2 separate regions of the Homo sapiens genome follow, and region 2 is linked to region 1. A link is an interaction called in ENCODE POLR2A ChIA-PET data of the cell type or tissue named here. Cell type or tissue: HepG2. All regions are shown on one strand. Each heading gives the region's core, and the rest is flanking DNA. Links, peaks and the distances in the headings are about the cores only. Region 1 overlaps RNF103-CHMP3 (RNF103-CHMP3 readthrough). Region 2 has its middle 40 kb from the start of KDM3A.

Region 1 (8,000 bases), core at 1-8,000:
AAGAAAGATCCTGGTCAGGACTCAAATTCTAAGAATTGCCTAATCAACTTACCTGGGATCACTGGAACAGTTAAATGTGCCTGTACGTATTCCAAATCTTGACACCTTTTTAACCATTTTCTCCCAGTGAATTTTGCCCACCAAGGGACTTCTGTCATTTGCTATGACCTATTCCCAAAAATAGAGAAAAAGAAACTTGAATTACCTAAAATGGAGTCAAGCCAACCGTTTACATCAACAATATAATTTCACTTAAAAAAAAAGATATTCTGTTCCCAGTTCTTGTTTACTGTATCATCACATTATCATTACAATTCTTATAGAAGGAGCAACTATCCAATAGGAAAAAGACTTGAAACACTGAAACGTAAATTAAACTCTCCCACACTCTGTGGCAGTTACAAAGAGAGGGAGGGAGTCAAAACTGTATTAAAAGGCTAGCCACATTCTCCACCATGTGGCCTCTTCTCTCTAATTAAGTTACACAGGAAGAAAATGGCCCTTGGAATAATTTCTCTTTGCTCTGAAAAGAAAATTTTAAACAATAATCCAAATAGAGCTTACTAAAAATTATCACATGTAGGTTCAACAAGTTCAAATTTCACTTTTTAAAAAGTATAATTATGGAGCCAAGAGTCAAACACATGTTTTCTATTAAAGGGTGCTTTGACTAAATCAATAAATACTACTAGTTCTATGGCTTTTTGCTTAATCATGAACGGCTCTAACATACAATAAGAATTACCATTCTTCTTATTCATTCTTTAATGTAATGAATTTTACATTATTGAACTTGTACTTCAAATTTGCAAGAGCTTTCAAACACAATTAGGATTAGGAAAAGCAAAAGATTCTTAAGAAAAGAAAAAGAGGCCAGGTGTGGTGGCTCACGCCTGTAATCCCAACATGTTGGGAGGCCGAGGCAGATGCATCACTTGAGTCGAAGAGTTCAAGACCAGCCTGGCCAACATGGCAAAACCCCGTCTCTACTAGAAATACAAAAATTAGCCAGGCATGGTGGCAGGCACCTATAGTCCCAGCTGCTCAGAAGGCTGAAGCATGAGAATCACTTGAACCTGTGAGGTGGAGGTTGCAGTGAGTAGAGGTTGCACCACTGCAATCCAGCCTGGGTGACAGAGCAAGACCTTCAAAATATGTCAAGACTTCTCTTATAAGTGTCAGCCTTTCTAATCATTACCACCTTTTCCCTTTATCTCCTAATCTTCCTGCCTTTAATGAAGGCAGAATTTCAATGCAGATACCAGTAAAAACCAAAAAACATTAAAAACAAGACCATAAAAATAACTAAATGGGAAGTTAAAGGAAAGCCAAAAATGTCTAAAGTCATCATGAAACCATCTGTTTAAGTCCAGGGTATATAGGCCAAGTTTATTTTCATAAATGTTATATTTCTGATACTATACAATTCAAAATTACAACATAATACTCTGGGGGCCTCTACTCTTTCTGGGAGGAAGGACCATTTTCACACTCACAAAGCCTCCAGGAAGTGAAGTTGCAGGTGGGTGTGTAAAATGAGTGCTGACAGTCAACTCCTTGGGAGACGCAAGAGGTGGTGCAGCCACCTCATCTGTGGCCTCTGTGCTAGAACGTCTAACAAATGTCAGAGGGCAGCAGAAGAAACAGCACATTGTGATGACAAGTGACTTGAAGTTCACTTTATGTGCCAAATAACCTCTGTGACACTCCACTACCATCCTCATACTTACCGAGACACACGTGCATACATAACATCTTATCACATAAGTTTGAAGCTTAATGAATACATATACACAATTTAGGGCATTAAGCAAATGGTTTTGATATTACATTTTTTTTTAAGGGACAGGGTCTCACTCTGTTCCCCAGGCTGAAGTGCAATGGCTCAATCATGGCTCACTGCAGCCTCAAATACCTGGCCTCAGGGTTCCTTCTGCCTCGGCCTCCCAAGTGTTGGAATTACAGGCATGAACCACTGCACCCAACCATGGTTTTGATAGTACTTTTTAATGAAAATAAGTGGTCTTATTGAGGCAGATACAATTTATTCAAATACTCAGACAGCTGAAGTAACCAGGAAGAAGGCAATCTGGGGACATGCACTTAATAGGTGAAAGCTCTTTTGAAGGATGCTCACACGTTTCCCTACCCAGTAAGTCCCTAGCTTTACATTTTTCTCTGGTCCAAAAGTACTTTATAAGTTTTACCTAGAAGGCCAGGTACAGTGGCTCATGCCTTTAATCCCAGCACTTTTGGAGGCTGAGGCTGGTGGATCATTTGAGGTCAGGAGTTCAAGACCAGCCTGGCCAACATGGCGAAACCCCGCCTCTATTAAAAAAAACAAAAATTTGCCGGGCGTGGTGGTGCACACCTGTAATCCTAGCTACTTGGGAGGCTGAGGCAGCAGAATCGCTTGAACCTGGGAAGCAGAGGTTGCAGTGAGCCGAGATTATGCCACTGCACTCCAGCCTGGGTAACAGAGCAAGACTCCATCTCAAAAAAAAGAGAGAAAAAAAAGTTGTACCTAGAAAATTAGGAAGATCAAGCAAAGCAGGCGCCTATTGCCTCTTGTTCTTTATTTTATTTTATTTTTATTGCTACCACTCAAGAGTCAATCTGGTAGTTCTTTTGGTCAAATAATCAAAGACAAGTTTAACTTATTTTTCAGATTCCTTAGGAAGATTAAGAAGTATCTGTGCAATCATACTACCATACTCTCTACTCTTTGCCCTCTTTTAAAAATAACTCACTTTTCAGGCATTATCCCATTTCTTGATCAAGGTTGCAAATAACCCAAACATTTCAGGTCTGTGTGCAGAATGACACTGCTCCAAGGAGTTTAGAGGTTGCCTCGCCAGTGTAAATATTTAGTTCCTAAGTCTGGAGGCATCTTTCAGTGAAGATCTTGTTCACTGCACAGGTATCTTTGAGACATGTGATAAGAGCTCCAATGTTAGGAAAAGAAGGAGGAATGAGAGGGGTTCTTCCCAGGTACCTCTTGGTTATAGCAGAGATAGTAGAAGTGAGTGAAAAGAGTTGGGAACATACCTGGGGCAGGTACAAGACAATGTTCAATGCCAGGGCCTTATTTATTCAGCAACGTGTTCTAGCATTTGGTTTTGAAGAGTTTAAGGATCCCTGACTGACAGAGCTACACAAAAATGAAAAATCTTGTAGGCATTGCATGAAAGCATTTTATATTACTTTATAGTTATATTTATGCAATTAAAAATGTGTCCAATGTCCTACATAGTTATATAATTCAACTGAAGGTTTAGCATAAATTAAATTTGGTGGAGTTTAAATTAACCAACCACTATAAAAATGCTAATATTTTCACAAAATAACTCATCTGGTTGAGTCACACAGCACAACAAAATATTCTCAGCCTAATATATATATATACATATGCCTTATATATATATATATATAATATATATACACACACACACTATGTCATACCAGTAAGAGTCCCCAATTTATAGCTCATATCCTAGAAGGATGCATGATGATTCTGAGTGGCATTCATATGGCTGGTCTCATTAAAAGGGGAGACATTTTCCTCAGCAGCTCAGGAAGGAACACTGTATGTGGGGAACATTTTTAAAGACTACAAAAAAACTGGACAAAGTACAGCTTGAGTTCCAGGTGTGGAACAGACCTGGCAATACAGGCTAGAAGTGAAGCAATCTTTCCATTCCCTTTCCCAGGGTATCTGCCTCTGGCATCCCCACACTTGCTCACCACTGTAGTCCCTGCAGCTAATACAGTGCCCAACTCATATGGGTGCTCAATAAGTATTTATGTCAAACCAAACAATTTCAGCTTCTTACAGTTTAATAACTCATTCTTCTAGTTCTGATTACACAGAGTCTCTAAAGGAAACTCTTAAGCTTTTGATTTCTGTTATAATCAAAGTCCCTTCCCCAGCAACCTGTACCAAGATGTTTTCTGGACAAACAGTGGCATAAATGGTACCCTGCTAAGCAACTGCATATTAATGTTCTTGACCTCAGTCAGACATAAAGATGTTTAATTCAGTGCATTTTAAAATGCCCATTATTTAGAGGTGAGGTTTATTACTGATCAAACCATGTGGCATACCCCTTTTAATACTGTTAATCTCCATACAACGACATCCAGGTTTAGTTAAGTAACATAACTCCCTGGAACAATGAGAGTATTGTGCTATGATATTTTCTGCATTCTCAGTATTTCATTATAATAGGGAGTCTCTACTTTCAAAATCATAAGCCAACCTAGTATATACATGCAAACTATATAAAACCATTAAGAGTAAGGACAAGTGATTGACAAAAAACAGTGGTCTTTTAATTTTTTTGTATTCTTACATAGAATTTATAAAATTTTTTACCAATACAAAATATAAGATAAAGTGGCTTGCTATGTGCTTCACCTCCATAGCAGTATCAAGAAAGAAATACGTAATTTAGAATCTCCTCGAACAAAACTTTTGTCTAGGAGCAAAGATAAACAAGTTTAAAATCAGCTATTAACTCTTGTCAGCCAAACAGGAAATATATTGATGTAATACTTCAGTAAATATTGACCCAAAGCTTTATTTTAAATCATATGATGCTTCTCACTGCTACCTCAATTCCAGTGACTTTAAATTCCATATGATGTAACACAGCCAGTAGGGAACAAATATGTCCTTCTTTGAACTATGACAAAAGTCAAAACGGAGAAACAGAAATGTTAGGAGGAGGATAAATCCATAAAACCCATAAATTATGCTAACTTCTCCACTTCAGAAGCCTATCCACTGTGCCATCTGCCTCTCTGACCAAGGGTCTTTTGAAAGAAAAGTAACCATCTTCTATTTGTAATGCTATGAAGACTGGGGCCAAAGAATCCACAAAACTGTTAAATGAATAGCTAATGAAAGATATGAGCTTGGGTTAGGGACAAAGGAGAAAAACAATGTTAGGAATAACTTAGAAAAAAGAGCACTTGGTTCTACATGTATTTCATAGTGTGTCATTGGTAAAGATGTCATATGTATGTTGCTACCTTGAAAACTAAAATAAATTCTGTTCACATTACAGAGACTATACGTAACATGGACCTGGAAAAGCTTAAAAATATGAAGAGGATTGAACTGGCTGCCATCTGTGCATCTTCATTTATGAAAACACTCCTCATAGACTTAAAACAAATGACAGAGAACAAATTAGTCAGCTTCTTCTAAAATACAGTGGTCTCCCCTTACCCTCAGTTTCACTTTCTGCAGTCAACTGCAGTCCGAAAATACTACATACAATTAGATATTCGGAGAGAGAGACACCACATTTACATAAATGTTATTTCAGTATACTGTTATAATTGTTCTATTTTTATTAGTTGTTGTTGTTACTGTGCCTAACTTACACATTAAACTTTATCACAGGTATGTATGTATAGGAAAAAACATAGACTATATAGGATTTGGTACTATCCACGGTTTCAGGCATCCACTGGGGGTCTTGGAACGCATCCCCCTCAGATAAGGGGGGACTACTGTAAACAGAAAATAACAACAATTCAAATTGTTAAAAACAATTCTTGAAAGTTATCCTTTACAATAGATTAATATATATGATCTGAGCTGAAAGAATGGCAAGCAATGGAGACAATATTTCTCTTCTGTTTCTAGTAGATATTTTCAATTTTAAGCATAGTTTTAAAAAGTACAACCCTCTTTTAAGGGCTTAAACCAAGGTGGCTGTGCTGATTGGCTTAGCTGGCTAGTTCACAGTGCCAAGGACAGGGTTTCAATCTCATTCTTCTCAGTTGTCCTGCCAGAGATTGTTCTTTCAGACCAGGCCAGCCATTTGACAGATGTAAGCCACTGGCCTCAAGGAACACAAGCCAGACAGTGGTGGTCAATGCAAACCTTGAGCATCACTGGAAAAATTAAGCAGGTGTCCTACTGCATTATTTCCATACATAGAAAAACCACAGAAATACATTCTATTTTTAAAGAGTTGTTTTTCAACTATTAATACCTATAAGGTTTAAAAATATTTTCAGAGAAAAAAAATTTAGCAACTAGAATTTATAATGCTACCATTTACTATCATTATTTGTCCTTCACTTCATTTGTCACCTTACCAGAGAATTCCTTGCCACTCTCATCTCCTTAATCTGCTTATTTTTCTTCTTACTACTTTCCACTAACTGATGTTATATTAAATATTTATTTATTTGGTGTCTGCCTCTCCCAACTAGAATGTGAGCTGCCTGACAGAGCAAGGCCTTAGCTTGGTGTGTGTTTCTGGTATATCTTCAGGGCCCAGAACAGGGCCTGGCACACCCACAACTGAATAAACTTTTGATGAATTCTGTCACATATTTATTACAGGAGCTTAATTCATGGATATCTTTAACAGGACATCAAAAACAGTAGATCATTTACAAGCCAAGAACATACTGCTAACTATTGAACCAGAATGTATTTGTTGTCTATAGGCAGCAGCCTATATAGCAAAAGAACTCAAGACTTTTGACATAGCCCTTCCAAGTTTCAAAGGTGTGCAACATCTTCACCATTTATTTCCATGGGATCATTCAATGTGGGTGACATTTAGACACTGAAAGCAGGGCAGTGGGACTGGCTATTCAATTCATCCTCAGTAATAAAATCTAAAATTATCAAAACCAGTGTCTTTCTCAATCAGACTATTAGAAATAAGTACCAGAGAAAAGAAACAGAATAACAATATACTTATACATTAAAGCTTTAAAAAAGCTCCACCTTATTTTTCAACTCCAACTGACACAGAAATAAACTAAAATTTAAATAGATAATGTATAGACTACACTCATACTCTCACATTCTCTCCCATTGCTGAACTTAAAAATTACTGAATTAGATTATCCGGAAGGTAAAAGGACAAATGCAATAGGAAGGATACAATAAAGAAAGGCCATGGATGAACAATGTAAATCTCTGGAAGAATTCCCAAACCTCAACCCTTTAGCACAGTGGACTACAGTACCATTTTATCCTTTTTAGATGTATATGTATTTATTTGAGGCCACGTGCAACAGAAAAATATACCTATTTACAATCATACTGCTAGTCAGTGACAGTACCAGACCTGTAACAGCGACAGTACCAGACCTGCAACTAATGTCTCTGAACTCATAGCTTTTCCTACCATATTTTGCAGTCTTTACTCTCAGAAAGAAATATGAAGAAACTGTTTTAATTTTCATGCCCTGAATCAAACTTTGCCCACTCCAGTGTGAAATGATAAGAGTACCAGTCAAGAAATCAGAAGACCTGGGTTTCATCCTGGTTCAATACTACCAACTAGTTCCATGACCTTGGGCAAGCTACTTCACCTCTCAGAGTCTCAGAAAGGGTTAGTCTGATATAATTTCCAAGCTTCAGCCATTCACAGACTACATTAATAATTTTAGCCACATTCACGCTGTTAATTTACTTGATATGTCACTTTGAATGTACAGTTTTAAAATGTAAATAACTTTAGTCCTGTCCTAAGCAAAATTTATGAAATTTATGTTAATATAATTTTTCTAATTTACATTAAAATATGTAAATGATAATGCATGCCCACTCACCATAAATTACATCTTGGAAAGCATAAAATATTTTTAAGGTCCATCATAGCTCTAAAATTCTAATATGCTAATTAAGTCTCACAGTTTTGCTATCATAAAAACAAGGGTTAAAAATTATAATCTCATCATCCTGAGTTACGTAATGAGCACCCCCACCATTTTCCACAACAGCTCCTCTATAGTCACAAAGTTGGCTATTTCCCTAATACAATGATTCCTTTACTTTTACTTTAGGGTTCTTACTTATATATAAAAATTACTCAGGCCACTGAATTAAAAACTGGAGATAATAAAAACTAAGAGAAACAGTGCAAATCACTAAATAAAAGGGATATATATGTGTATTTCTCAATTCAACAAAGGTCCAATAACTAAAATAGATTTGCTTCTGGGGATTCTAAACAAAAAGT
Region 2 (17,082 bases), core at 4,955-12,954, 210 kb before region 1:
GAATCCAGCTTGGTGAGCTCATGTAAAATCTACCCCTGCCACCGTGGACATTTTGTTTATGGGCCCATTGAGTAAGCATCAAAATGTTTAGGGAAAGGAAATCACTTTCAGCCACACATGGGTTGTTTTGTGCACTCCACTAGACCACAGAGAGCTGCCTCTTCAGTAGATGCCCTTTGGTGAGCATTCATAGTGGTTACAAATATGTACATTTTTAGTGCCTGTTTTGAAGAGTTAATTCACATACTTCCTGAAGACTTCCTTGTCACTAGTCTTCCAATCTTGCTCCTCAGAAGTCAGTGACCACTCTTCTAATCCATTAATCCTTGATCATAAATTGGTATAGTTGCATACTCCAGGGCATCTCGCCTTCTACAGTAAGTGGACAACAGATGTACTGCTTAAAATTCTGCCTATTAAGAGGATTTCCTTTCACCCTTGCCTTTCAGACTCACTCTTCAGGGGAGCTGTAAAACAGCAGCTGTTCACTTGCAGCCCTATCATGCAGACCCACTGCAAACCAAGCCTGTGCTTTTTCTTCTTCTGTCAGCTAGTCCTAGGCAACTCCCCTTGAGGCCACTGGTGTGGGCTGAGAGAGGTGGTAAAGTAGTAGAAGCAAAAAATGTGGGAGGGTGAGCCACCTGCTTATGCAATATTCTTGAGCCTTTTATACCTGCTTGGGCCTTATCTTGTAAACACCATTTCCATTTTATACTGAGTACTGCTGCACATTCCAATTTTATGACTCAGTGGATTAGATAATGCCCAGTTCACAATGGACAGTTTGAGTTGCCTAGCTTGCCATAGTCAGGATTCAGACTCTATCAGGGACTAAATTCAGCCTTGTTCTGGGAATTGGTGCCTAGGTCTTGTGGTTTCATGGGGTTTTCTGGACTCTCTAAAGTTGGCACAGGGCTTCCTGTATGCAAAAGAAATCCCTACACTAAAGACTTCCCTGACATGATTGTGTTGCTGCATAAACTGTGATAATAATGACTAACCTGACTTTCACTTTTATTTAGTTAAGCTTCATAACAATTTGGTGAAGTAGGTTTTATGTTCTCCATTTAATCAGAAGAGAAAAACCTTGATACAGCTCTAGAGGTTAAATGCCTTGTCTGAGGCTACATGGCTCACAAGTGGTGACAGCTGGAGTCAGACTGCCAACTGCAATACTGTCCCCTTGGCCACCCGAAGTAGCTTCCCAAAGGCATATTTATATCAGCCACCTGCAGAGTCCTTTCAGTGCACAGAGACAAATTAGATTCATCTAGCCTGGGCCAAGGTATAGGGCATAGAGTAGGGTAGGTAAAGGCAAGGATATCAGTGGGTCTTGGTACAGGATGATTTTGTTGAATTCCTAAGGACCACATTCTCAATGGTGATGCCCACATTATAATATATACTGAAGCAATTATTGATAAAATGATATAATTTCTAAAATTTGCTTTAAATTAGCCAGGAAGAGAGAAACCAGTGATGAAATAAGATTGGCCATGTGTTGATAACAGTTGAAGCCTAGTGATGAAAATATAGTTCATTATACTGTTTTTCCACATACTAAAAAGTAAAAAATATATTCTATTCACCATGGCAGACCACATTATGGGCCATGCACCTATCTTAGCAAGTTTAAAACAACAGAAACTACACAATATCTGCTCTCAGACTACAATAGAATTAAATCAGAAATTGATAAAAGAAAGATAGCTAGGGCCGGGCACGGTGGCTCACGCCTGTAATCCCAGGACTTTGGGAGGCTGAGGCGGGTGGATCACGAGGTCAGGAGTTCGAGACCAACCTGGTCAACATGGTGAAACCCCATCTCTACTAAAAACACAAAAATTAGCCAGGCATGGTGGCACGCACCTGTAATCCCAGCTACTCGGGAGGCTGAGGCAGGAGAATTGCTTGAATCCAGGAGGTGGAGGTTGCAGTGAGCTGAGATCATGCCACTGCACTCCAGCCTGGGTGACAGAGCAAGACTATGTTAAAAAAAAATCATTATTTTGTTGTAAATCCAATATTGTTTTAAATTATTTAAATGTCACTTTAAATGTTGTTATAAATCCAGTTCTCTTCACTCCGCATCAAACAAGGCAAGGTGTGATCACACAGACTATTTGGGGGTGGGTGGCTGTGGGTCGTCATCTCCACAGTGCTTGGTTTCTCTTCTCAAATCTACAGCTTGGAGTAGGTTGATTTCCCTGCCTGTTTCCCAGGGAAGCGTTGCACTACCCATATGGCAGCTTTCTCATACTCCCTGTCTGCATTCCTCTGTTTCCCTAAATGAATGGAATATCTTGGATGAACTACTGCAAGGTCCTTTGGGTCTCTCCCACACAGTTTTGGCTCACTGCAACCTCTGCCTCCTGAGTTCAAGCGATTCTCCTGCCTCAGCCTCCTGAGTAGCTGGGATTACAGGTGCCTGCCACCACACCTGGCTAATTTTTGTATTTTTAGAAGAGACTAGGTTTCACCACGTTGGCCGTGCTGGTCTCGAGCTCCTGATCTCAGGGGATCTGCCCGCCTCGGCCTCCCAAAGTGCTGGGATTACAGGCATGAGCCACCACACCTGGCCCGATAATTCTTTACTCCTAGAACTAACTTCCCAAGATGTACTATACACACACTCACTTCCCCCAACCCCCACTCAACATACACATACACAAGACTCACTTACTGCCCCATTCCCTGGAATTGGTAGCCTCTATCTCCAGAAATATGGGATGTGAGAATGGAGGGTATAAAAGAGAAGGGAAGTGTACAAAAAATGCACAAAGTGCATAAATAAATATCCAAGGGATTTAGAGGGTGGATTAAATGCCAGCTTTTGTTCTTCCTATGTTTTGTGTGTCTGAGCCCAAGGACAAAACCTAGATGGAAGAATCAAGCTTGCTTACTTACATCCAGCACTCAGAAGGCAAAGCTGGGGTTCGTACCAGGAGCTGTAGCTTGGGTGCTTTCCTCAAAATGGTTATATCTGCCTCATAATCAGATCCCAATTTATCTGTCTATTGATTGCCTGTTGGTCGTAGTTTTCAGTGCTGCTGCAAGATCTGGTTATTTTCTTCATCTTCGTGGACAAAACACTGGAGGCAGTATTTTGAGGACTGCTACTCCTTCCCATGCTATTCAATAAATCTCCCCCAGTTCAGTCAGAAACACTGAGAAGTTACCCTGTGCCAAGCCCTGGATCAGGTGGCACAGGCTCCATGATCATTGTGTATGGGTGAGCTCATAGTCTAGAGCCAGTGCCAGCCGTGGGACTCGGTTAATGCCTCAGCAAACCTCCTGGCTCTCTGCCCCCCACCCCCTTCGCCCTTCGCTGACTTTCCCTTCATGACCCTGGTCTTTCCGTTGTGCCCGTTTCTATTTGCATAGACAAATACTTTAGCTATGCACCTATCTTGATTCTAGAAACTTAGGCTGTGTTTCAAGAAATGGATTGTTGTGGTCTCCATTTTGCCTCTGGAGCAGTGCATAGTCCACAGGGAGGCAGCATAGTCCACAAGCCAGGGTCCATGCTGAATTCCAGATAGAGATAGCAGCTGTGTGGCCTTGAGCTTCATGTCTCCAGCTCCCTCATCTGTCAAATGGGGATAATAATGTGCACCTGATAGAATTTTGTGGTAAGAAAATGAGAGGAAATATATTACAACACAAAGCACAGTCCCTGAAACAAAATGAAAGCTGTATAATACTCTTTTTCTTCCCCATCTTATACATAATGTGAAAACATTCCCTAAAAAACTTGGTTTTGGTCGGGCGTGGTGGCTCATGCCTGTAATCCCAGCACTTTGGGAGGCCAAGGCGGGTGGATCATGAGGTCAGGAGATCCAGACCATCCTGGCTAACACGGTGAAACCCCGTCTCTACTAGAAAATACAAAAAATTAGCTGGGCGTGGTGGTGGGCACCTGTAGTCCCAGCTACTCGGGAGGCTGAGGCAAGAGAATGGTGTGAGCCCGGGAGGCAGAGCTTGCAGTGAGCCGAGATTGCGCCACTGCACTCCAGCCTGGGCAACAGAGCGAGACTCCATCTCAAAAAAAAAAAAAAAAAAAAAAAAAAGAAAGAAAAAACAACTTGGTTTTGCCAGTATGACCTGTGAAGCTTTTCTGTATTCCTAGAAAAGAGTATTGTGTGAGTTGGATGACTGTGTGTGTGTGTGCACGTACACTCGGTCACACATGCACACTCTCCAGGTCTGCTAAATGGGGAATGCTAAAGTTAGTCTATTTTTGTTTGTTTGTTTGTTTGTTTGTTTGAGATGAGGTCTCACTCTGTCTCCCAGGCTGGAGTGCAGTGGCGTGATCTCAAGATCTCCTCCTGGGCTCAAGTGATTCTCACACCTCAGCCTATCAAGTAGCTGGGATCACAGGTGCACACCACCATGCCCAGCTAATTTTTGTATTTTTTGGTAGAGACAGGGTTTTGCTATGTTGGCCAGGCTGATCTCAAACTCCTGAGCTCAAGCGATCCTCCCACCTTGGCCTCCCAAAGTGCTGGGATTATAGGCATGAGCCACCATGCCTGGCCACCAAACTTAGTCTGTGTGTGTATGTGAGTATGTGATGTGCATATGCTCGTGCACACTTGCATGCCTGTCTTGGAGAAAAGAAATGACTCAGTTAAATTTGATTCGGATAATTGTCTAATAAATTAGTCTTTAATCAATCAGCAGGTCTTCCTAAAACCCTCACTTGCTCTAGATGCCAAGAGGCACAGATTGATAGAAAATATATCTTCTGCCTACAAGGATTTGCTGGTCAAAACTCTTTAAATTAGCTTAGGCACAAGGGTAAAATGTATTGGCTCAGGGAGAAAGACTATAGAAAGAGTAGGTTCAGCTGGATCCAGGGCTTAAACCGCCAGGACTCTCATACTGTCCTTGGGGCTCTGTTCTTATCTCCTTGCTAGCTTTGTTTTCTTAGACTGGCTTCTCCATAAGATAAGGGATGTGGCCGTGGGCAGTCCCAGCATTACATCCACACCGTGTGCAACCACAGCTCTCCTTTCCAAGTTTGAATGATAAAAATCTAACAAGAAAACTCTGATTGGCCAGGCTTAGGTCATGTGTCAATTCCCGGCCCAAACCAAGCCCTTGGGAGTTAATACTCCACTTGTGTCACCTGCATTCACTGGTGGCCAGAACACAGAGTATCACAAATGGCAGACTCATGTGGCTAGGGGGCAGTTTCCCGGAAGAAGGATGTTGCTATTATGAGCAGATGAGATAAATAATTACCTACGACACAGATGCATGCTAAATTTTGCAGTGGAGGAAATTAAGTCAGTGAAATAGTAAGTCGGTATTTTTTGAATTCTATTTTGATGGTGTCGGTGATATATTTATATAACTTTTACCCAGTTGGAACAAGCTATTTGCTTTTTGATAATATAAATGAACCACTTTAGTCAAAGTTTCATAAAAAAGGTATATTGATCCAGTTATTTTCAGCAAATTACTGTGGTTTTACAGCTCAATGCATGCCCATGAGATGAGTATTTTCTCATTTACTTTATAGTAACCTTTGTTAAGAGACTTATTAAGTCATAGCTTGTGGTACAAAGAATTTAAGTCATCTCTCCTCTCTATTCCACAAATGTCTAGGGCTTCTTTCTTTTTTGACCACTAATGCCTATAATTTCCAGTATTAATATCTTCTGACATGAACACGATAACATGAATCTACTAGATATAAACAGATGTAACAGCCATGGAATCCATTAGTGATGCTTTCAGAAAAAGAAATTTGGGATCCCAGGATCTGTCCCAACATTTGTAATATCTTGGGATAGGACCAGAAATTATGCAAGACTAAATAGAAGGCATGGATGGTCTTGGACTTACATATGGACTCAACTTACTGAGGTGGTGGTGAAATGGGGAGAGAGTGAATGAGTCAAGAATTGCAGAGACAAGATCAAGAGGCCTTGGCAACTGCTTGGGAAGGGGAACAAAGTAGAGGGAGGAGCCTGAGATGACACTGAAGTGGGGTGGAGGAGCAACTCACAGAACTAGGAGACAGGGAGGGGAAGCAGGTTGGAGGAAGAGTCCATTCCAGACACGGTGAAGACGAGCTACCAGGATTTGTTGGTAATATGGGAGATTTGTTGGTAATGCGAGATTGAAGCTCAGGAGAGAAAACAGATACTGGCTGAGCCATGATGGCGAGTAAGATCAGCAAGTCAAAAAGTGTAGAGAGAGAAGAGAAGACAAAGGAACTTTGAGGAACACTCCCTTAGTGACTGGAGGAAGTACTTGGAGCCAGAGAAAGAAGCAGAGAAGGAGCATCAGAGAGAATGCAGACACTGGAGAATGCCGTGTCGCATTAAAGAGCTTTGGAAGGAGAGTGGCCCATGGTGTCAAATGTGAAGAGGAGCCTGAGAAGGAGTCCCTGAAGCCAAACTGGAAAGTCTCTGCTAGGTTGGTGCAATGGACTGAAAGTGTGTGTCCCCCCACCCCACAAATTCTTATGTTGAAGCTCTAATCCCAGTGTGATGATATTAGCAGTTTGTGCCTTTAGGAGGTGATAAGGTCATGAAGGTGGAACCCTCATGAATGGGATTTGTGCCCTTATAAGAAAAGGTCAGAGAGTTAATACACTCTCCCTCGTGAGGATGTAAGAAGTCAGCTGTCTGTCACTGGAGGAAACCCTCACCCGAACCCAACCATGCCAGCACCTGTTCTCTGATTTCCGGCCTCCAGAACTGTTAAATTTGATTCAGATAATTTAAGAAAACTGTGAGAAATAAATTTCTGTTATTTATAAGCCACCCAGTATATTACTCTTCATTACAGCAGCCCAAAGGGACTAAGAAGGTTGGGCTTCCCTCATTTAGGAGAGATTCCTCAGAAGCAGTCTTGTGCAGTCGACTTATTCCAGAAGACATCTCTGAGGGTGTGGGGGGCAGCAGGACGGGGAAAGGTGTAGTACACTGGAAGAGGCATATCATGGCTATAAGATTAATGGCAGCCATAAGGCCCACTCATGCATCTTGCAGGGCTGGTACTACTGGTCACTTGGTAGTATGCTACAACCTGACCTGGAGATTTCCAACTCTGGTCCATGGATTTCCAGGAGACAAGGCCACCTCAGCATAGATGCAACTTTCATAAATCATAAAACAAAGCTTACTCTTACAAGAATAGCTTCAACTCCATTTATGAAAGAAACACTTTGTAACTGAGGTAATTGACCTGGACTGAATGCAGGTATAAGAAAGGGGGAAGGATCCCCCAAACTCTGAGAACAGTCTCCAGATGGAGACCCTCTCTGTCATTTGTCATCTGATCCCCTGACTGTATCTAGCCCATGCCACCAGCCTGCTCCTGTCTTATAAAAGTGCTGCCAGAATAAATTCCTTGAGCATTAGACAGTGTCTAAGACTCATGTCTGATGCAAATCTAACTGAAGGGGAAATATCACTCTTGGAGAAGCTGGTTAACTCAGACCACTCGAAAACCCCCAACACAACAAAAGCACAGCAGGTAAGCAAGGTGCAATTTCCAGCAAGTCCCAAGGAGGGGAGCTCCAGGCTGACCCTGCAGTGGGTGCTCTGGGCTTGCATTAGTCAAGGTTCTCCAGAGAAACAGAACTAATAGGATATATAGATGCTCCTCAACTTACAATGGGGTCACATCTTGATAAACCTGGCATAATTTGAACATATTATAAGTAAAAAAAAAAAAAATGCACTTAAGGGGCCAGGTGTGTTGTCTCAGGCCTGTAATCCCAGAACTTTGGGAAGCCAAGGCAGACAGATCACCTGAGGTGAATAGTCTGAGACCAGCCCAGTCAACATAATGATATCCCACCTCTACTAAAAACAGAAACTAACTGGGTGTGGTGGCACATGCCTATAATCCCAGCTGCTCAGGAGGCTGAGGCAGGAGAATCACTTGAACCCGGGAGGCGGAGGTTGCAGTGAGCTGAGATTGCACCACTGCACTCCACCCTGGGCGAGAGTGAGATTTTGTCTCAAAAAAAAAAAAAAAAAAAAAAAAAAGCACTTAATACACACGACCTACCTGAACATAATAGCTTAGCCTAGTCTACCTCACACGCGCTCAGAACACTTACTCTAGCCTACAGTTGGGCAAAATGATCTAACACAAGCTTATTTTATACTAAAGTGTTGACTATCTCATGTAATTTATTGAATACTATACTGAATGTGAAAAACAGAAAATGGTTGTATGAGTACTCAAAGTATAATTTCTACTGAATGCCTATTGCCTTTGCACCACTGTAAAGTAAAGAAATTGTAAAGTCGAGCCATTATAAGTCAGGCACAGTCTCTCTCTCTCTCTCTCTCTCTCTCTCTCTCCCTCTGTCTGTCTCTGTCTCTCTCTCTCTCTGTATACATATATGTGGAAATTTATTATAATAATTGGCTCACATGATTATGGAGGCCAAGAAGTCCCACAATTTGTTGTTTGCATCGTGGAGAACCAGGAAAACCAGTGTTGTAATTCAGTCTGAGTCCAAAGGCCTGAGAACAGTGGAGACAATGTTGTAACATATAATCCAAGTCCAAAGGTCTAAGAAGTAGGGGGCAGTTGGTATAAGTCCCAAAGTCCAAAGGTCTGATAACCAAGAGCTCTGATGTCCAAGGGCAATGGATGTTCCACTTCAAGAGAGAGATAATGCCCTCTTCCTCTGCCTTTTTGTTCTATCTGAGCCCTCAATGAATAGATTAATGCCCATTCACATTGAGTGAGGTTGGATCTTCTTTACTCAGTCTGTGATTCAAATGCTAATCTGTTTACCAGCTCTCTGTTTTACCAGCTATCTGGGCATCCCTTAGCCCAGTCAAGTTGACACCCAACATTAATCATCACAAAGTTGTCTTAGTGCATTTTAGTGTGTTACAGTGTTACAGGCTCACACCTGTAATCCCAGCACTTTGGGAGGCTGAGATAGGTGGATCGCTTGAGGTCAGGAGTTCGAGACCAGCCTGGCCAACATGGTGAAACCCCATCTCTACTAAAAATACAAAAATTATCTGGGCATAGTGGCCCATGCCTGTGGTCCCAACCACTCAGGAGGCTGAGGCAGGAGAATCGCTTGAACCTGGGAGGCAGAGGTTGTGGTGAGCCGAGATCATGCCACTGCACTCCACTCTGGGTGACAGAGTGAGATTCCTTCTCAAAAATAAAAATAAAAATAAACTATGTAAAAAAAAAAAAAAGAAGGTAGTGAATGAAACAGAACAACACCCCAGGGTAGAGAACAGTACCCTGGGGAAGCCTCCATCCTTCCTAGCTGAGCAAACAAGGCAATCTTGACTTGCCAGCAATGTGAGACAGGGAGAGAAGATCCCCTATTCTCTTGTACTGGGTTCCATCCCATCTCCACAATGCCTGGCAAAAGTGCTAATGGAAAGGTCTGAAGCTTTCTGTGCCATGCTTTGCCCATGAGCAATAATTACAAATGTGTATGGCCCAGGGCAGTTTCCAGAGCATTTTCCTGGATTTTCTAATTTAATGGCTGTGACAACCCCATGACATCAATGTTATTATTGCACCTTTATGAATGAGGAAACAGGCTCTGATAAGTAACTTGCCAATCTCCAAAGTGAAACATTGGAAGAACTGAAATGCAGACTCCAAGTCCCCAGCTGTAGCAAACTTAGTTAAAATGAGGGGTTGGGGTGAGATCTGAGGGGTATATGCAGGAGGCCTAGTTCCAAGAGCAATTTTTAATTTCCTGCTTTCATTTGATGATAATGTCAAAAATCGTTTAAACCATTTCTAAAGACAATATGTGAGCTTTTCTCAAACTGGGGGACAAGGACCTTGGGGTCCACAAAATGAGTTTCAGGGATTTTGTGAATTTTTTTTTCTGTTTAAAACAATTGTAAATTGTATTTAAGTTTGAGAAGCACTAGATTAGATGCCCTCGAAGAGGGGATCCAGCTCTAATATGCATTTCATAGATTTACTGTCAAGTAGGAACTGGGTGACTTGTTAGATTCTTTCAACATCTATTCATTTATTCATTTTTTTTTTTTTTTTGGTTAACCATTTATTGAATGCCTAGTATGCTTTGGGATTAAAGATGTTGGAAAAAATTAGACTGTATTCCTGGCTTTGTGGAGCAATGTCCAGTGAGTGAGCAAGATGTGAGGGAAAAACTAAGATACACATACACAAAAATGATATAATGCCCTATGTATTGCAATGGAAGAATTTACAGGGTAATATTATGCACAGGAGGTTGAGGAATTGGTTATGCCTCAAGGAGGAGCTATCGGTGGGGTGAAAGGCACAGCCATGGTTAGTGGAGGAATGAAAGGATGAGTAGCAGTGTTGGGGCCAGGGCCAGGGTGAAGCAAGTGAGGAAACTGGGGGACGATTTAAGGATGTGCTCCCTCTCAGGTATCAAGCCTGCACTTGTGTGACCCTGAGAGTGGGTGCCTTAATCACCTCACCTTAGACCCAGCTCTGAGTGATGTAATGGAACTCTGTTGTCGCCTACCCAGATCCCTTTATGTGAGTAAGACATCCATCCCCCAGCTGCTGTGGAGTTGGCCGCTAACAGCTCATGGCTGACTTTTTCTCCAGAGAATTGCCCTCAGCCAAATGGGAGCTGTCTCACTTCGGACATCATTTCCCTTCCCATTCCCCATTCATGAGTAGCCCATAGCCAAAGAAGAGAAATTGCTAGCATGACAGTGTCAGGGGCACTGTGGACCCACTCCTCAGTGAAACTGGTGACAATTATTTTAAAAAAAAAACCATTTAAAATATCTGGAAATGGTCCCAAGGACATATAGCAAATGAAGAAATATTTATTTAAGAAAATATAGGCCGGGTGCAGTGGCTCACACCTGTAATCCCAGCACCTCGGGAGGCTGAGGCAGGCAGATCACGAGGTCAGGAGTTCAAGACCAGCCTGGCCAACATGATAAAACCCTGTCTCTACTAAAAATACAAAAATTAGACAGGCGTGGTGGTGCGTGCCTGTAATCCCAGCTACTTGGGAGGCTGAGGCAGGAGAATTGCCTGAACCCAGGAGGCGGAGGCTGCAGTGAGCAGAGATCGCGCCACTACGCTCCAGCCTAGGTGGGCAACAGAGCAAGACTCCATCTCAAAAAAAAGAAAGAAAGAAAGAATGAAAATATAATAAAATTTGACATGAAAAGCAAGAGTCTGTTATATTTGAACCCAGACATGCTCCCTCCCTCCACCTTCCCAACTCAGTGAGATGGAAACTCCACTCCAGACTGGTTTAGCAAAGAACATAGGGCTCCTTCTCTCCCCAGTTCCCAGTTGGAGGTAAAGGGCATCAGTATTTCTCATCTGGCCTTCAGTTACCTATCCCAAATATCCCAAGTAAGTGTGGCTGACTGGTGGGGGCTCCTGTCTTCCTCTCAGCTTGCACTCATGGGGTGGAGACTACCTTGGGCAGTAGTACCCACTGAGAATACTGGGACCCCAATTTCCCTCACTCCAGCTTATAAGGCAGTGATCACTTGAGGTCAGGAGTTCAAGAAAAGCCTGGCCAACATGGTGAGACCCCATTTCTACTAAAAATACAAAAATTAGCCAGGTATGGGGCGCCTGTAATCCCAGATGCTCAGGAGGCTGAGATGGGAAAATCGCTTGAACTCAGGGGGCGGAGATTGCAGTGAGCTGAGATCATGCCATTGGACTCCAAATTGAGTGACAGAGTGAGACCCTGTCTCAAAATAAATAAATAAATAAATAAAGTAAAAAAGAAATGACTCCAGATAGTAACTCAAATCCAGAAAAACAAATGAAAAGAACTGGAAGTGATCAGTAAGAAGATTAATATAACAAAACCTATGAAATAAATCCTTATTGTCATTTCTTCTCTCAGCTTCTGTAAGACACAAGAAAACATATATAATAATGATTAAAACAATATATTTTTGGGTTTGTAACATTTATAAATGTAATATGTATAATAATAATACCACAAAAAAGAGAAAAGGGAATAGAGCTATATAGGAATAATGTTTCTATATCTCATTGGAATTAAGTTAGCATAAACCTAAATTTGTCCCTGAAGTTTTGTTGCATATAATGAGCCCTAGAATAACCACTAAGGAAATAACTCAAAATATATAGTAAAAATCATTAAAGTAATTATATGGCTGCATTAAAAACATGCATTTGAGGCATTAAATGAGTATTTAATGAATATATAATACATCAAATGAATATTTAAATGATTAAAGCTGTAAAGGAGGAATAGAGGAACAAAAAACATATGACACATAGAAAACAAAAAAGTCAAATGGCATGCATAAATCCAACTATATAAATAAAAACATTAAACGTGAATGAATTAGACAATACAATCAAAAGAAAAAATCATCAGACTGGATTAAAGAAAGCAAGATCTAACTATATGCTGTCCACAGGAGAAATATTTTGATTCAAAGATACAAATAGATTGAAAGTAAAAGATTAAGAAAATATATAGCATGCAAGTAGCAACCACAAGAAAGCTGGAGTGGGTATACTACTACCAGATTAAATAGAGTTTAAAATTTAAAAACATTAGTAGAGATTTTAAAAAGGATCATTATAAAATGTCAGTCCATGAGGAAGATATAACAACTATAGACATATATGTACCTAGTTACAGAGCACCAAAATATATGTGACAAAAATGGACAGAAATGAAGGGAGAAATAGGAAATTCAATAATACTTGGAGACTTCTATACTCTATTTACAATAATAAATAGAACAACTAGGCCAGAAGACTGAGAAGGAAGTAGAATACTTAACACTCTAAAACTAAGAGGCATTTATGTAACATTCCATTCAACAACACCAGAATATATATTCTTCTTAAGAGTACATGGATTCCTCTCCATGATAGACCATCTGCTGAGCCATAAAATAAACCTCAATAAGTTTAAAAGAATAGAACTAATACAAAGTATGTTCTCCCATCACGATGGAATGATGTTAAAAAGTGAAAACAGAAACTCAGGAAACTCACAATTATGTGGAAATTTTAAAAACACAATCCTAAATAACCAATAGATCAAAGAAAAAATCCAAAGGGAAATTAGACAATGCTCTGAGATGAATGAAAATGAAGACACAACATTTCCAAACTTATGAGATGCAGCTAAAATAGTGCTTAGAAGGAAGTTTATAGTTGTAAATACCTACATTAAGAAATAAGAAAGATCTTGGCCAGGCACGGTGGCTCATGCCTGTAATCCCAGCATTTTGGGAGGCTGAGGCAGGGGAATCACAAGGTCAGGAGTTCGAGACCAGCCTGGCCAAGATGGTGAAACCCCGTCTCTACTAAAAATACAAAAAATTAGCCGGGCGCGGTGGCGGGCGCCTGTAGTCCCAGCTACTCGGGAGGCTGAGGCAGGAGAATGGCGTGAACCCGGGAGGCGGAGCTTGCAGTGAGCCGAGATTGCGCCACTGCAGTCTGCAGTCCGGCCTGGGCGACAGAGCGAGACTCCGTCTCAAAAAAAAAAAAAAAAAAAAAAAAAAAATACAAAAATTAGCCAGGCACAGTGGCAGGAGCCTGTAGTCCCAGCTACTCGGGAGGCTGAGGCAGGAGAATCACTTGAACCCGGGAGGTGGAGGTTGCAGTGAGCCGAGATTGTGCCACTACACTGTAGCCTGGGCGACAGAGCAAGACTCCATCTCAAAAAAAAAAAAAAAAAGAAGAAAGATCTCAAATTGTAACCTCACATTCCATCTTAAGACACTAAAAAAAGAAGATCAAACTAAACCCCAAAAAAGCAGGAGGAAGGAAATATTGAATATTAGACCAGAAATCAATAAAATAGAGAATAGAAAAATTGCAAAATCACTTAAACCACAATTTGGTTTTTTGAAAGATCGACAAAACTGACAAACTTTAGCTAGATTAATCAAGGAAAAAAGAAAGAAGACTGAAGTGATCAGAATCAGAAATAAAAGAGGAAACATTATTACTGACCACATAGAAATAAATAGCATTGTAAAGGAATACTATGAACTGTTATATGCCAATAAATTAGATATCTTAGGTGAAATGGACACATTTCTGAAAAGACACAAACTACCAAAACAGACTCAAAAAGAAATAGACAATCTACATAGATCTATAACAAATAAAGAGATTGAATTAGTAGTATAAAACTGCACACAAAGAAAAGCCCAGGCCCAGAGAGCCACTCTGCTAATCCTATCAAACATTTATAAAAAACAGTACCAAGGCTTCACAGACTTTTCCAAAAATAGAAGAGAACACTTCCCAACTAATTCTGTGAGGCCAATATTACCCTGATACCAAAACCAAAGACATCAAAAGAAAAGAAAGCTACAGGCCAGTATCTTTTATAAATATGGACACAAAAATGCACAACAAAAAAGCAGACTCTGGAAGCATATAAAAAGAATTATATACCATGACCAAGTGAGATTTATCCCAGGAATGAAAAGTTGGTTTAACATTCAAAACGTGATATACCATATCAATAGTAAAAAAACAAAACCACATAATTGTCTCAATAAACACAGAAAAAGCATTTGACAAAAGTCAAACACGCATGCCTCTATCATAACATCTCATGTACCTCATAAATATATACACCTACTATTTAGTACCCACAAAACTTAAAAATAAAAACCTTAGGGCCAGGCACAGTGGCTCATGCCTGTTATCCCAACACTTTGGGAGCTTGAGACAGGAGGATTGCTTGAGTTCAGGGGTTCAAGACAAGCCTGGGCAAAATAGTGAGACTCTGTCTCTACAAAAAATAAAAACCAGGCATGGTGGCACATGCCTGTGGGTCCAGCCACTCAGGAGTCTGAGGCGGGAGGATCGTTTGAGCCTAGGAGGCTGAGCCTGCAGTGAGCCGTGATCGTGACACTGTACTCCAGCCTGGGCAACAGAGCAAGACCCTGCCTTAGAAAAAAAAAAAAGTCCAACACCCTTTTATAATAAAAACACTAAAAAACTGGGAATAGAAGGCAACTAAACCTGATAAAGAGCATCTACAGGAAACCACAATTAACATCATGGTGAAAGACTGTGTGCTTTGCTTTCCTCCTGAGATCAGGAACAAGATAAAAATGCCTACTTTTACCATGTCTATTCAACATTGTACTGGAGATTTTAGCCAGAGCAATTAGGCAAGAACAAGAAATAAAAGGCGTCCAGGTTGGATAGGGAGTAAAACTATCTTTATTCACAGATCTTATATATATTAATAGAAACCCTAAGGAATCTACTAAAGAACTATTAGAACTAATAATTGAATTCAGCATGGTTACAGGATATAACATAAGAAAAAGATCAACTGTATTTTTATATACTTGCATTGAACAATCCAAAAATGAAATTAAAAACAATTTTGTCAGGCATGGTGGGACATGCTTATAATTCAGTGCTTTGGAAGGCTGAGACAAAGAATTGTTTCTGGCCAGGAGTTTAAGATGAGCATAGACATCTTAGCAAGATCCCATCTCTACAAAAATAAATAAATAAATACACAAAAAATTAGCCAGATGTAGTGGCATGTGCCTGTAGTTTGGGCTACTTAGGAGGCTGAAGTGGGATGATTGCTTGAGCCCAGGAGGTTGAGGCTACAGTGAGCTATCACCATGGTACTGCACTCCAGCCTGGGTAATAGAGCAAGACCCTGTCTCAAAATGAACAAACAAACAAAACAATTTCAGTTAGCATAGCATCAAAAATAACACTCAGGAATAAATTTAACAAAACAAGTGCAAAACCTACACTCTGAAAACTAGAAAATATTATTGAAGGAAATTCAAGATCTAAATAAGACAATGTTGTTAAGGTGACAATATTTCCCAAATTTATCTATAGATTCAATGCCTACCTGAATCCCCATCTGAATCCCAGTAGACTTCATTGTAGAAATTAACAAGCTGATTCTAAAATTCATATGGAATTGCAAGGGACTCAGAATAGAACAATTTTGAAAAAAAAAGAACAACGTAAAAAGACTCAAATTTCCTAATTTCAAAACTTACTACAAAACAACATTAATCAGCTAGGCACAATGGCTCACATCTGTAGTCCTAGCATTTTGGGAGGCTGAAGTGGGAGGATTGCTTGAGCCCAGGAGTTCAAGATAAGCCTGGGCAACACGTGAGACTCTGTCTCTATAAAAAATACAAAAATTAGCTGAGTGTGGTGGTGCACACATATGATCCCAGCTACTTGGAGGGTGAGGTGGGAGGATCACTTGAGCCCAGGAGGCTGAGGCTGCAGTGAGCTGTGTTTGCATCACTGCACTCCAGCCTGGCTGACAGCGTGGGACCCTGCCTCAAAACAAAACCCAACATTAATCAAGACAGTGTGGCACTGACAGAAGGATAGACATCGGGATCAATAGAATAGAACTGACGGTCCATAAATAAATATGTCTATGGCCAACTGATTTTTGAAAAGAGTGCCAAGATCATTTAATGGGGAAAGAATAATCTTTTCAACAAATGGTGCTGGGACAATTGCATAGTCACATGCAAAAGAATAAACTTGGATGCTAACTTCACACCATATACAAAAATTAACTCAAAATGGATCAAAGACCTAAATGTAAAAGCTAAACCTATAAAACTCTCAGGCAGGTATGTTGTCTCATGCCTGTAATCCCAACACTTTGGGAGGCCAAGATGGGAGGATTGCATGAGGCCAGCAGTTCAAGACCAGGCTGGGAAACATAGTGAGACCCCTTTTCTACAAAAACAAAAACAAAAACAAAAAAAATTAACTAGCTGGGCATTGTGGTACACACCCGTAGTCGTAGCTACTCAGGAGGCTGAGGTGAGAGGATCACTTGAGTCCAAGAGTTCGAGGTGGCAGTGAGCTATGATCATGTTTTCCAGCCTAGGCAACAAAGCAAGATCCCATCTGTTAAGCAAACAAACAAACAAACAAACAAACAAAAAACTCTCAGAAGAAAACATAGGGGTAAATCTTCATGACTTTGACTTGACAATGGATTCTTATATATGGCACCAAATGTGTGACCAATAAAAGAAAAAATAAATTAGACTTCATTAAAATGAAAAACTTTTGTGCTTCAAAGGACACCATCAAGAAAATTAAAAT

What was found. Peaks named below come from ENCODE experiments on the same cell type or tissue, not always from the same donor. Only the 100,000 strongest peaks of a DNase experiment are listed, where the experiment ranks them.
Region 2: POLR2A ChIA-PET joins it to region 1 with 10 read pairs; 5 of 35 experiments call an interaction of 5 or more read pairs at or near these places.

Annotation. Positions count from the first base shown.
Region 1 is chr2:86,612,107-86,620,106 of GRCh38, forward strand. All of the region lies in intron 3 of RNF103-CHMP3 (RNF103-CHMP3 readthrough), which reads right to left. RNF103 (ring finger protein 103) reads right to left here. Exons shown (of 4, transcript NM_005667.4): 3 at 53-168. It overlaps CHMP3-AS1 (CHMP3 and RNF103 antisense RNA 1), which reads left to right. Exons shown (of 6, transcript NR_183901.1): 6 at 5,070-5,343. Among named protein-coding and RNA genes, the nearest start is that of RNF103, 7.8 kb to the right of the region's middle. RefSeq lists a silencer at 5,186-5,235. In HepG2, for the core only: no CTCF peak of the experiment used is centred there; a DNase peak (open chromatin) is centred at 3,670.
Region 2 is chr2:86,393,129-86,410,210 of GRCh38, forward strand. No RefSeq gene overlaps it. Among named protein-coding and RNA genes, the nearest start is that of KDM3A, 40 kb to the right of the region's middle. In HepG2, for the core only: a CTCF peak has its summit at 7,540; a DNase peak (open chromatin) is centred at 8,513.